Regions from separate parts of the Mus musculus genome. Here region 2 is linked to region 1. A link is a contact called in ENCODE POLR2A ChIA-PET data. All regions are on one chromosome and are shown on one strand. Each heading gives the region's core, a stretch centred on a gene start or an enhancer-like site at or near the end of the contact. The rest is flanking DNA. Distances are from core to core; before and after follow the strand shown. Region 1 holds the start of Thra (thyroid hormone receptor alpha). Region 2 holds the start of Casc3 (cancer susceptibility candidate 3).

What was found. ChIA-PET counts read pairs that join two places held with the same protein, here RNA polymerase II (POLR2A).
Region 2: POLR2A ChIA-PET joins it to region 1 with 19 read pairs in embryonic stem cell. The contact joins the promoter of Casc3 here to the promoter of Thra in region 1. POLR2A ChIA-PET finds 5 or more read pairs at or near these places in 4 of 5 experiments (Patski and embryonic stem cell).

Annotation. Positions count from the first base shown.
Region 1 is chr11:98,739,188-98,744,258 of GRCm38, reverse strand. It overlaps Thra (thyroid hormone receptor alpha), which reads right to left and starts at 2,474. Exons shown (of 10, transcript NM_001313983.1): 1 at 2,253-2,474.
Region 2 is chr11:98,807,465-98,812,535 of GRCm38, reverse strand. Casc3 (cancer susceptibility candidate 3) reads right to left here and starts at 2,728. Exons shown (of 14, transcript NM_138660.2): 1 at 2,445-2,728; 2 at 2,050-2,077; 3 at 1,601-1,638. The coding sequence starts at 2,672. Gm12359 (predicted gene 12359) reads left to right here and starts at 2,447. Exons shown (of 3, transcript NR_033551.1): 1 at 2,447-2,860. Msl1 (male specific lethal 1) reads right to left here. Exons shown (of 9, transcript NM_028722.3): 9 at 4,677-5,071.

The sequences.
Region 1 (5,071 bases), core at 1,225-3,724:
CCAAATAACCCCATGCAGAGGCAGTCAGGTCCACACTGGCTTACAGGCTAGGGATGAGAGGGCCAGAGAGCCACTCCCAACTCTTCTCCAGACGCCCCTCCCCCAGCAACCAGGACAAACCCAGCTGCTGGAAGTCACTGGACCCTGCTGCAGGGCTGTGACTCGGCCCTCTGGAACCCCCTTGCACCCACTTTGCTCTTGTTTCTCTGTCTCTCTAAAGAGGAGGGGGAAGCCCATTGCTACACAGTGCCTGAGCCTAAAAGATAGCAAGAAGCCAAAGGGAAAAAGTCTGTGATTATGTGCATTTAAGTGCATTCCTGCCCCAGCTACAATGTATCGAGCTACAGGGTTATCTGGACACTGCCAGGTGGGACTTGTGACTGCAGCCGGAGCCCTTGGCACGGCCTCTGCACCTGTGAGACTAGGTGTAAAGACGTGCACCTGTGCCTGGAGTTCCCACAGTCAATCAATTAACAAGTGTTTACAGAGCTCATAGTGTGCTCGGCTCTGGGTGGGATCCAGGGCTCTTCTAGAGATTCTCCCATGTCTTAAGGAGCTTGCCATCTAGTAACGGGGTGGTATAGCAAGTGACAGTAATGAGACTCTATTATCAGGACTGCATGCTTTGCGCCATTATGCAGAAGGGTCTTTTAATACAGATAAATTTGATTTTCTCGGTAGCAGAGATTTTATTGTCTATAGAACCTCACTCAGCTCCCCAGCCAAATCCAGGAAAATACTTGTTGCTAAGTTCTGTACACATGTATTGATGTGTAGCTTCGGTTGTTTGTTTGTTTGCTTGAGTGACAGTGATCGTCATGGCAAGCAATGACGGCTACATGACTGGACACATGTGAACATGTGTGTGTTTCTGAATGACAGGGTCTTTTATGATTGTGCGACTGTGTCCAATTGCTGTGTGTGTGCATGTGTGCATGCATGCATTCGATAGTGACTTTCTCGGTGTGGGTGACAATGACTCCTTCTTACCCCTGTGTGACAGCATCTCCCTGTGATCCTATGCGTGGGTATGTGCATAGGCCGTCTCTCCGCCCTGCTCTTGGTCTCCCGTGGGTGTGTCCCACCCTTTGAGCTCCACTCTGCAGTGGAGGCCTGCCTCTTCCCTTGTCCCCATGTGGGTGTGTCCAGCAGCTCCTGTCCTTGAATCTGCCTGGATGTCCCCGAGTGAGCATGTAGCTGTCTGTGTAGGCATATCTGTTGTCTGCATGTCACCTTTGCCTCCCCCTTCATCTTGGACAATGGCCCCCTTCATCCCCTCCCCCTCCTGGGTCCAGAGCCAGCATTCAGGGGCAGGCCTCCCGTCTCCCTGGCTTTCCTTCTGTGTGCTCCCCCCTCCAGTCCCTAAAATGGGTGGCTCTCTTCATTGCCTCTGACATCTTCCCAGGCCTTCTTTTCACACTGGACAAGGGAGGGCCCAAGATAGAAAAGGGGCACCAGAGACACGTTGCAAGGGAGGGAAACGGGGAGCATGCACGCGCGCGCGCGCGGACACACACACACACACACACACACACACACACACACACACAGAACACGGGTCCATTTCTTCCTCTCTTCCCCAACCACAGGCCAACAATTCTCCTAATCATCTAGGGACCATCAAGTACACCCCCACTACTACAAGCTCACACTCCCCCCACCCCACCCCACCCGCCGCGTTTTTGCAATTAGGAGTGTTGCAACCAGAAAGCCATGCTCAACTGGAGAGGTGGGGAGGGGAGGGGGGCTTCTCTCTCCTCCAGCCCATGCAAGCCCCTCCACCCTGCCGCACCCACATTGCCCTTCCTAGCTAGAGACAGCTTTGCAAAGGCCATTCGGTCTCTTTGGCTGGGGGGGTGGGGGGACACGACAAGCTTCTGGCACACCGTAAACAAACCGCGGCGGGGCGGGCGGGGGAGCCTCGGCAGGCAGCGGGGCCCAACCCGGGAATGCGCAGCAGACCGGCCGGACAGAGGCCGGGGCGGGCCCTCGAAGGGGAGGCCCAGACGCCATCTCCCTGGGCGAACCCCGGGGCCCACCGACCACTTAACAGCACCTTCTTTCCCCAGGGCGTAAGTGGCTAGCTCTCGGGCTGTGACAGGGTCACCCGGGCGCCGGAAAAGACTGAGGTCGGCGGCGGGAACCCCCTGGGCGCCCCCAGCCCGCCTCCAAGCTGGCCAGAGACCCGCGGCTTTGCATAATCAATCGCGATGCATTTGCATATTAATGCCCCCTTGCTCCCTCCTCCTTACCTCGGCTTGGCGCGCTGGTCCGAGCTGAGCAACGACGCGGGGGTCTCAGCGCCCCGTGCCGGGGGCGTCCATGGGGGGCCGGTGGGGCCCGGGCCGCCCGCCTCCAGCGCCGGGGTGTGAGTGCGAGTGAGCGCGGGGGGGCGGGGGGCGAGTGTGGCGGCCCCGCGGCTCCTCCGGCAGAGGCGGCGGCCGCTCTGGCTCCTCCCTCCCCCGCCCCGCTCCGGCTGGGGCTCCAGCTCCGCGCGCCCGGCCGGCTCGCGGCTGCTCCCTGCAGGCCGCCTCGCAGTCGCCGGTCCCCGCCCCTCGCCCCCCGCCGCTCCCCAGCTCCTGGCCGGCCGCCCCGCAGCCCCTCTACCGCCTTGGCCCCTACCAGGCTCAGACTCGCCCACCTCACCCCCGCCCCCCCTACGGCTCCATCCAGGAGCGACGGTCGGTGACACGTTTTGAGAAAGATGTCATTTTCAAATAAAATAGCTTTCATTTGCGAGGAGAATTGGGGGAGGGGGGTTCTGGTTTGCACCCTGGGGTAGGGGGAGAAGGACCGAGGAGATCACTGCACCTTATAAATCCGGGAGGAAGTCCAGATACCAAACGCTAAGGGTAGTTTCAGAGTTCGGGTCCCTTCTTTGCGAACAACTCCCTGTGTGACCTTGAACACATTACAGCATCCAGGGTAAGAGCACAAAATCCAAAGGTTGGACAGGTTACTTCTGAAATCCTCCTAACTTCAACCATCCTATTTCTAGCCGTTTTGGAGGCTCGTTCCACATTGTGCCTCCTCTCTCGTTTCTAACATTAATGCTGAATCCACTGTCTCCTCTTGCAAACGTCTCTGTTCTCCATGGAAGCTCTTTCTAGTCACTGCCCACCAGCCATTCCCCAACAATATACTCCTATACTAAGCTTGGGGAATGGGGGTGGACAAGACTCGCTACAGCCCCTTATCTCCCAGCTTCTCAGAGGTGATATTTCCTCTCCTGTGTATACCATCAAAATCCAAATGGTTCAAGGGCCAATCTAAGCAACAGAGTGGCTGCAAATAGGTGGACTCCTTTTCTCAAAGGAGAGGTCTCCATGCCAGTTCCGGACCCTTGCGCGCGCACGCGCGCGCACGTGCGCCAACCACACACACAAAACACACAACACACACACACACACACACATACACACACACACCTGCATTCGTGGACATAAAACCCTGCCAGTGACGCCAGAGCCCCTTTCATCTTGGGATCTACTACCGCCAGGCAGAGGTCTAATTACCCTAGCACCCCCCTCTGGCCCCGCCGGTTCCCCCGCTATCATTAGCCCAGTTTTACCAGCGGGGGCCATAGCCTTCCCACGGCTCCCAGGGCGGAGCCCTGCCTCCACAGCCTGCTCTTGGGGAGGAGCCAGAGAGTGTGTCTGGGGAGCTGCTCTTCTAACCGTTCAGTTCATACTGGATAGAATCGTTTGCTGAGTGGGTTGCTGACCAACAGTCTCTCCAAGTTGGGCTGCCCTTGCACATCTTAGTTCCAGCCACCTACATCCTGAGCCAATGGACTCACTTCTCTTACAAGGGGTTTTAAGGGTTTACAAGGGATGAGGAGAAGGGAGAATGCCTCTCGTGGGGCTCCCGATAGGGAAGGGACAGGAAGCTGGATGAGGGAGGAACGAAGTGGAAGCCTACGGTTACTGGGGATGGCAAGGGGGACTGAAGGACACACACAATGGTTGAAAGAAGCCTGCACTGTACAGCGGCAGCTGCAGTGGGGAAATTGAGGCTCCAGTGTGCAGAGTCAGCAAACAGTAAATGAACCAGCTCAGTCCCGGCTCCCAGCGGACATGCAACAGCTGTAGTGTAGAGAAGGCTGCAGTGTGCTCTCAGTGCACTGAGGCACCAGGGTGGCTGGCTGCCAATCGAAGCCACCTCTACAATAACCAAATCTGGTTGAAACCCTGGGGAACAAGGCCGTGTACAGACTCAGGGTCCATGCTCACATGGAAGTAGGCTCTTGGGATTGGGGTACCAGAGGAGCTGAGGGATAATCCCAGGGAATGAGAAATACAATTATATTCTGCCTCACTGAGGCAGGACTCAGAGGCTGGGGACTCAGATTTCAGCAATAATCTAGACCAGGACAAGGACTGAGAAAACCCAGGGCACCAAGGTGGTACTCGTCTCTGATACTCTCGTCTCTCTTCACAGTCTGGAGGGTTGTTTTGTTTGTTTCATTTTACTTGTTGCTTTGTTTGTTTGCTGTCTGTCTTCTGTCTGTTTTTTTTTTTTTTTTTTTTTTTTTTGGTTTTCCGAGACAAGGTTTCTCTGTATAGCCCTGGCTGTCCTGGAACTCATTTTGTAGACCAGGCTGGCCTCGAACTCAGAAATCCGCCTGCCTCTGCCTCCCCACTGCTGGGATTAAAGGCGTAAAGGCATGCGCCACCACGCCCAGCTTGTCTGTTTTTAAAACAGGGTTTTGTTTCTAATTTACTATGGATCCCTAACTGTCAGTATAGAACTCGTAATCCTCCTGCCTCTGCCTCTGAGTGCTGAGTTCTGGCATTTAAAGTCATGCTCCACCAGACTTAGTCCATTCAGTCATTCTCCACATCTGTGCTGAGGTAAGGCTCTAAAGACTAAGGGCTCTTCCTTAAATTCCAGGACAGGTCTAGCGAAGCGAATGAAGCACTTACAAGGCCACCTTCAACCAGTCCCTGCCGGGGACAGAGCGGGGCACACTGAACGTTTAAAAGACAAAGGTTCACCATCTCCATCCCTTCTCCCCCCCCCCCCCCCGTTCCCAATATGGGCTGATAACAGACCCGGACAAGGGCAAAGG
Region 2 (5,071 bases), core at 1,479-3,978, 68 kb before region 1:
CTGACCCTCACTCCTAAATGCTAGATTTTGAATTAGTGTCACTATGCAGAAATGCTCACATGTGCAAACATGCAATGGAACTCAGAGAATCAGATATTCTTCCTTGGGAAAGGTATTCATTGTAGTCTCTGAGACAGTCTCTTGGTGGAAGGCTAGACAGTCTGTGTGCCCGCCCAGCAAGCTCCATAGCTGTTTCTGCTTTCCCCAGCAATGGAATTACACACACCATCACACTGGCTCTGGGGATTGAACCCAGGCCCTCTTTACCAAACTGGGCCATCTCCCCAGCCCTTATTTGAATTTACATTTTGTCAAATTAATTTCTGTGCCACGTGTTTTTGTTTCCTTGGCCTAGTGTATTGTTTTTTTTTTTCTTTCTTTTTTTTTTTTAAAGGCACGGTTTCTCTGTGTAGCCCTAGTTATCCTGGAACTCACTCTGCAGACCAGGCAAGCCTGGAACTCAGAAATCCACCTGCCTCTGCCTCCCAAGTGCTGGGATTAAAGGCGTGCACCACCACGCCCGGCTGTATTGTCTTCTTTTATGCAACTTCTTAAAACAGGACTTCTGAAATAATGCTTACTGTTACCTCCTTAAGTGTAATAAGGCAAGACAGTCAAAATTCCACAATATTTATAAGATAAGGGCTAAGGCAGAACACTCCGCGGTAGCACACTTTTCTTGCATGTATTGACCTGTAGGCTCACCCTGCAGCATCAAAAAACAAAGAAATCCCAACCTAAATAATACAACAAGCACAGTCACAAACCAAACCCTTGGTCCACCATCTGCTTCTTCCTGAATGCAACCTATCTCTAAAACACAGAACACGAGTCTGTTCAACCAATCCTGCACAAAATAACTAACTCCATGACAATGTCATTCTGACAGTATCTACAGCTACCATCCAATCAAAACAAAGTTCACAATATGTTTTCTGATTTGGAAAACATTACCACAGATACCAAAAAACTCTAGCTATAAAATAAAGGATGCAGTTTTTTTGTTTGTTTGTTTGTTTGTTTGTTTTGTTTTGTTTTTCGAGACAGGGCTTCTCTGTATAGCCCTGGCTGTCCTGGGACTCACTCTGTAGACCAGGCTGGCCTCGAACTCGGAAATCTGCCTGCCTCTGCCTCCCAATTGCTGGGATTCAAGGCATGCACCACCACGAAGGATGCGTTTTTGCACAAACTATTCAGAATTCTGTCCTTCCAAGATTTCAAAATCATGCATGCATGAGGAGCCAGTCAAGTGGCTGTCTTCTCAATCCAGACATATAAAGGACCCTGTCCAACACCTTGTAAAGGATTTCAGCATCGTATTCTCTGACTCACAAACTCACTTTCTTTACTGAGAATAAATCAACTAAGTGTAACCTGTCCCTTCAAGAGGTGTGGCTTCAAGTTGCAGTCATTAACCGGGCAAGGCTGGAATTAAAGACATGTGCCACCATCACCAGACTTCTAACAGACTTTTAAAAGCACACGAGAAGAATGTATAAGAGAAGCAAGTCAGGGAATTTTTGTACCACACAGCTAGAGGTTTTTTTAAAGAGACATTTTCTGACTTACGCCATAAGGAAAAAGAATCTATCACACTCACTTCTGAATCTTCTGCACTTTCATAATCGGAAAGAACAGCTGAAAGGAAAAGACAAATTATGTGATATGTAATAACATAAACGTTTGTTACTACATTTCTGACAGTTCGTTTTGGGCCAGGCAAACATCCTCACTTAATTTGTGGACGCAGCAACTTTCTGGGGCAGATAAAATTATAGTTTCTGTTGACAGATGGAGAACTTTGGGACCACACTGACGAAAAACTATGCTGTTGTCAGGTGTTATTCTAAGTCACCACAGTGCACTCAATCTGTCACCTTCCAAAAAGGAACCAAACCAAACAAGCATGCTCATCATCACCATGACACAAACGCCACTCCCGGGGAACGCTCTCCAAAAACCCCTAACAAACCGAGAAAGACCCAGTGTAAGATATACATGGCCTTAATTTACATCCACAAGAATTCAAGATAAAGTAAAATTACTCACCATCTCCTTCCATGCCATCTTCACTCTCCTGGGAGGAAGAAGATCACACAGGTTAGAGTTGGTGATTTCCAGACGCGGGGAGCCCACCCGCAGATAACCGTGAGGGACGACTGAAGAATCAACACAGATGGTTGGGTAGGAATATGGGGCAAGATAAATCTTCAGAAGTCACATCGAGAATGGCGGTTCTCTACATCCCAGCCCCAGTTTCCGTGTAAACATTGCACGCCCTGAGCTCAGAAACCACCCAGTCCTCCTTCCCCGGGGCTCTGGGTGGATGCAGATTCGCAGCGGGACAACCTTTCTTTCCCTCTAAGAGGAGGCCCGGCATCTCACAGCATCTCCAGCCCGCCCCCTGCCGGGTCGCCGCCCTGGACCGCCCGCCGCTCACTCACACACTCAGACTCCTCGGCGCTCTTGGCGCCCCCGCTCTCCACCCGCCGCAGGTGAAGGCCCCCGCCGCGGCCGCCGCGCTGAGAAGGCAGCGAGCCACTGCCGCCGCCTCCGACGCTCCCGCTGCAGCTGCCGCCGCCCCGCGCCGGAGAGCCGCTGTCGGAACCCGAAGCCCCGGATTCCTCGTCCTCCGTGTCCTGGGAAGCGCGCTGCCGCCGCCGGTCCGCCATCTTACGGAGAACGGCCACCGCTGGTCAGCTCCTTACGCACCACGCCCGCCGCGGAGGCTGCCGGGAAGCTCGAGACTCCGGAGTCCCAGCGTGCTTCACGTCCAGGGAGGGCCGCCCTTCTTTCCGCGGGGCGGGGCCTGCACCCTGCGGCACGTTTTCTGGAGAGCGAGATGACGTCTGTCGGTGATGTAAGGAGGCGTGGCCTAGCGCTTTATTTCCCCACACCCCCACACCCCTAGCCCCGGCGGGCGGAGGGCGCCTGGGAGCGGGGCTATTGCATCCTCTTCGGGTTCTTAGCTCGGCCATCTTGGACTTTCCTTGGGGAGGGTTTCGAGCTCTTCTAGCTCCAGTGCGACGTTGGAGCAATTGCATGATTTTCGTTTTCCATTGCTCGCTTTCCCCTGAATTCTATACAGAACATTTTACTGTATTCCTTCGCATGGTTAAAAATCACGAGTCCAGGTGAAAAAGCCTTTAGTCCTGCGTCAGTTGCCAGCTCTTCACCTCAGTCTAAATTTAGGGGAAAGGAGAAACTGCAGTGGGGACAGAACTTAGTATTGCGGTGTTTCCTGGGTGTATTCAAAATCTCCTTTCTCCATGTGTCTTCCTAACCTAGTTATCTCATTTTGAGAACTGAAGGTTGGAAGGACACTAGTCTTACTATGCTTTTAAAACATCAGAGCTGGATCACCCTTGACTAGTTAAGAGGCTAGTTTTGGACCCTCTCTGCCCCTTCAATGTCTCGAGGTATTAGTTTCAAATCCTGGTGCATTGTTACTCTACAGAGAATGCTTTGGGTATGCATTTATCAGCAGTGAAAGAAAACTCAGCACAACTACCTTGCAGCAACATATAGTTTGTAAGCTAATTTATTACTGCATATTGTTAATATACATCAAATAGATGAGTTAAGAGGACTCTGAGCTGTTTTCATAAATAGCTAAAGGTCCCCACTGCTTACCAGATCTATAAACAGTATGAGACTCCAAGGAATCATGACTGTCTGCAGGGACTGATTCAACTGGTGACAGGTGGCCAAATGTATCATGGAGTTCAGCTCCAGAAACAACTGCCTGAACTCAAAATGGAGGATGCATGATTTAATAAGTGTGAAAGGCATAAGAATCTTATCCATCACAATCTAAAATGGTGCAGCAAGACTGCCAAGTTGAGTGTCTAAATAAGGACAAGGATAGCATGCCACTTTGTCCTTTAGTTGTTTGGTCGGAATCCAGCTTGGGATGTTTTTTTTCTTTTTTCTTTTTTTTTTTTTTTTTTAAGAAAATCTATGACCTCAAGCTAGCCTTTTCATCACTCGGGACCCACCAGCTTCAGCCTCCCCAGATGCAGGCTATGAGGGGACAATACCTGTAATCCTGCTCTGGATCCTACTTTCTTTTGTTTTTTGAGACAGGGTCTCATGGAAGCTAGGCTGATCTTGAACCTGGGGCTCTCCTGGCTGTGTGGGTGCTTGGGATAGCAGTCCTCCTGAGAAACAGTTGTGAGAAACGGTCAATGTTTAGCATGAATAGACAGATGGTCTGGGGTCCCACATGAGTCTTATTAGAGAAGTAAGGAGCTAAGAGATTGATCTTTCTATATCATTGTAGTCACAAAACAAGAGCCAGTGCTTTCAAGTTACAATGAGGGTTTTCAAGCATACAGAAGATGTGTGTAGGAAGACACTGTGGTCAAGCGGATCTGGACTTCATTTATCTGGACTGATATCCAGGGAAAATCATGTATCAAACACTGAGTAGGTGACCTATAAAGTCTTGCCTACAAGCTTTGTAATTTGCCATTTATGTGTAAGGAAGGGCTCAGGACAAAGGAACATACAGACACACGCTAGAGTCTGACACAATGGATGAGCCCCTGATTAGAAGGGCGGTGATGTATTTCTCTATTTCACTTGGGTTAATATGAAGATTCTTTCCCATTCTTTCATATATACAAGCAGATATAATGTTTCCCAACAAATCTAATAAAATGAGGCAAAAGTTCAAAAGTTAACGGCCACAATAGTTTATTTACAATTGAACTCTTTATAAGATATTTACAAGACAGCCGACTTTACACATCAGAAATGGTATCAAAAGTATGAATTACAGCACAGACAACGATATGAAACGGGCATAAAATAAAGCTGAGGTGGAGAGACAAGCAATTTCTCTTTTAATTTATTAACACTAGCTTAAACTTTGTTAAAGAAAGAATAAGGAACTATGTTTTCAGAGAAGTGCAGGGCCTCTCTTTCTGCTGAAGACTGAATCTCACAGTGTTGTACCCCACGGAGGGGAAGCAGGTGACTCCCCACGCTCCTCACTGTGCTCTCACCCCAGCCTCCTCAGCATCCCCAAACCAAAGGACATCTAGGAGAGGACATAACCAAATAGTAG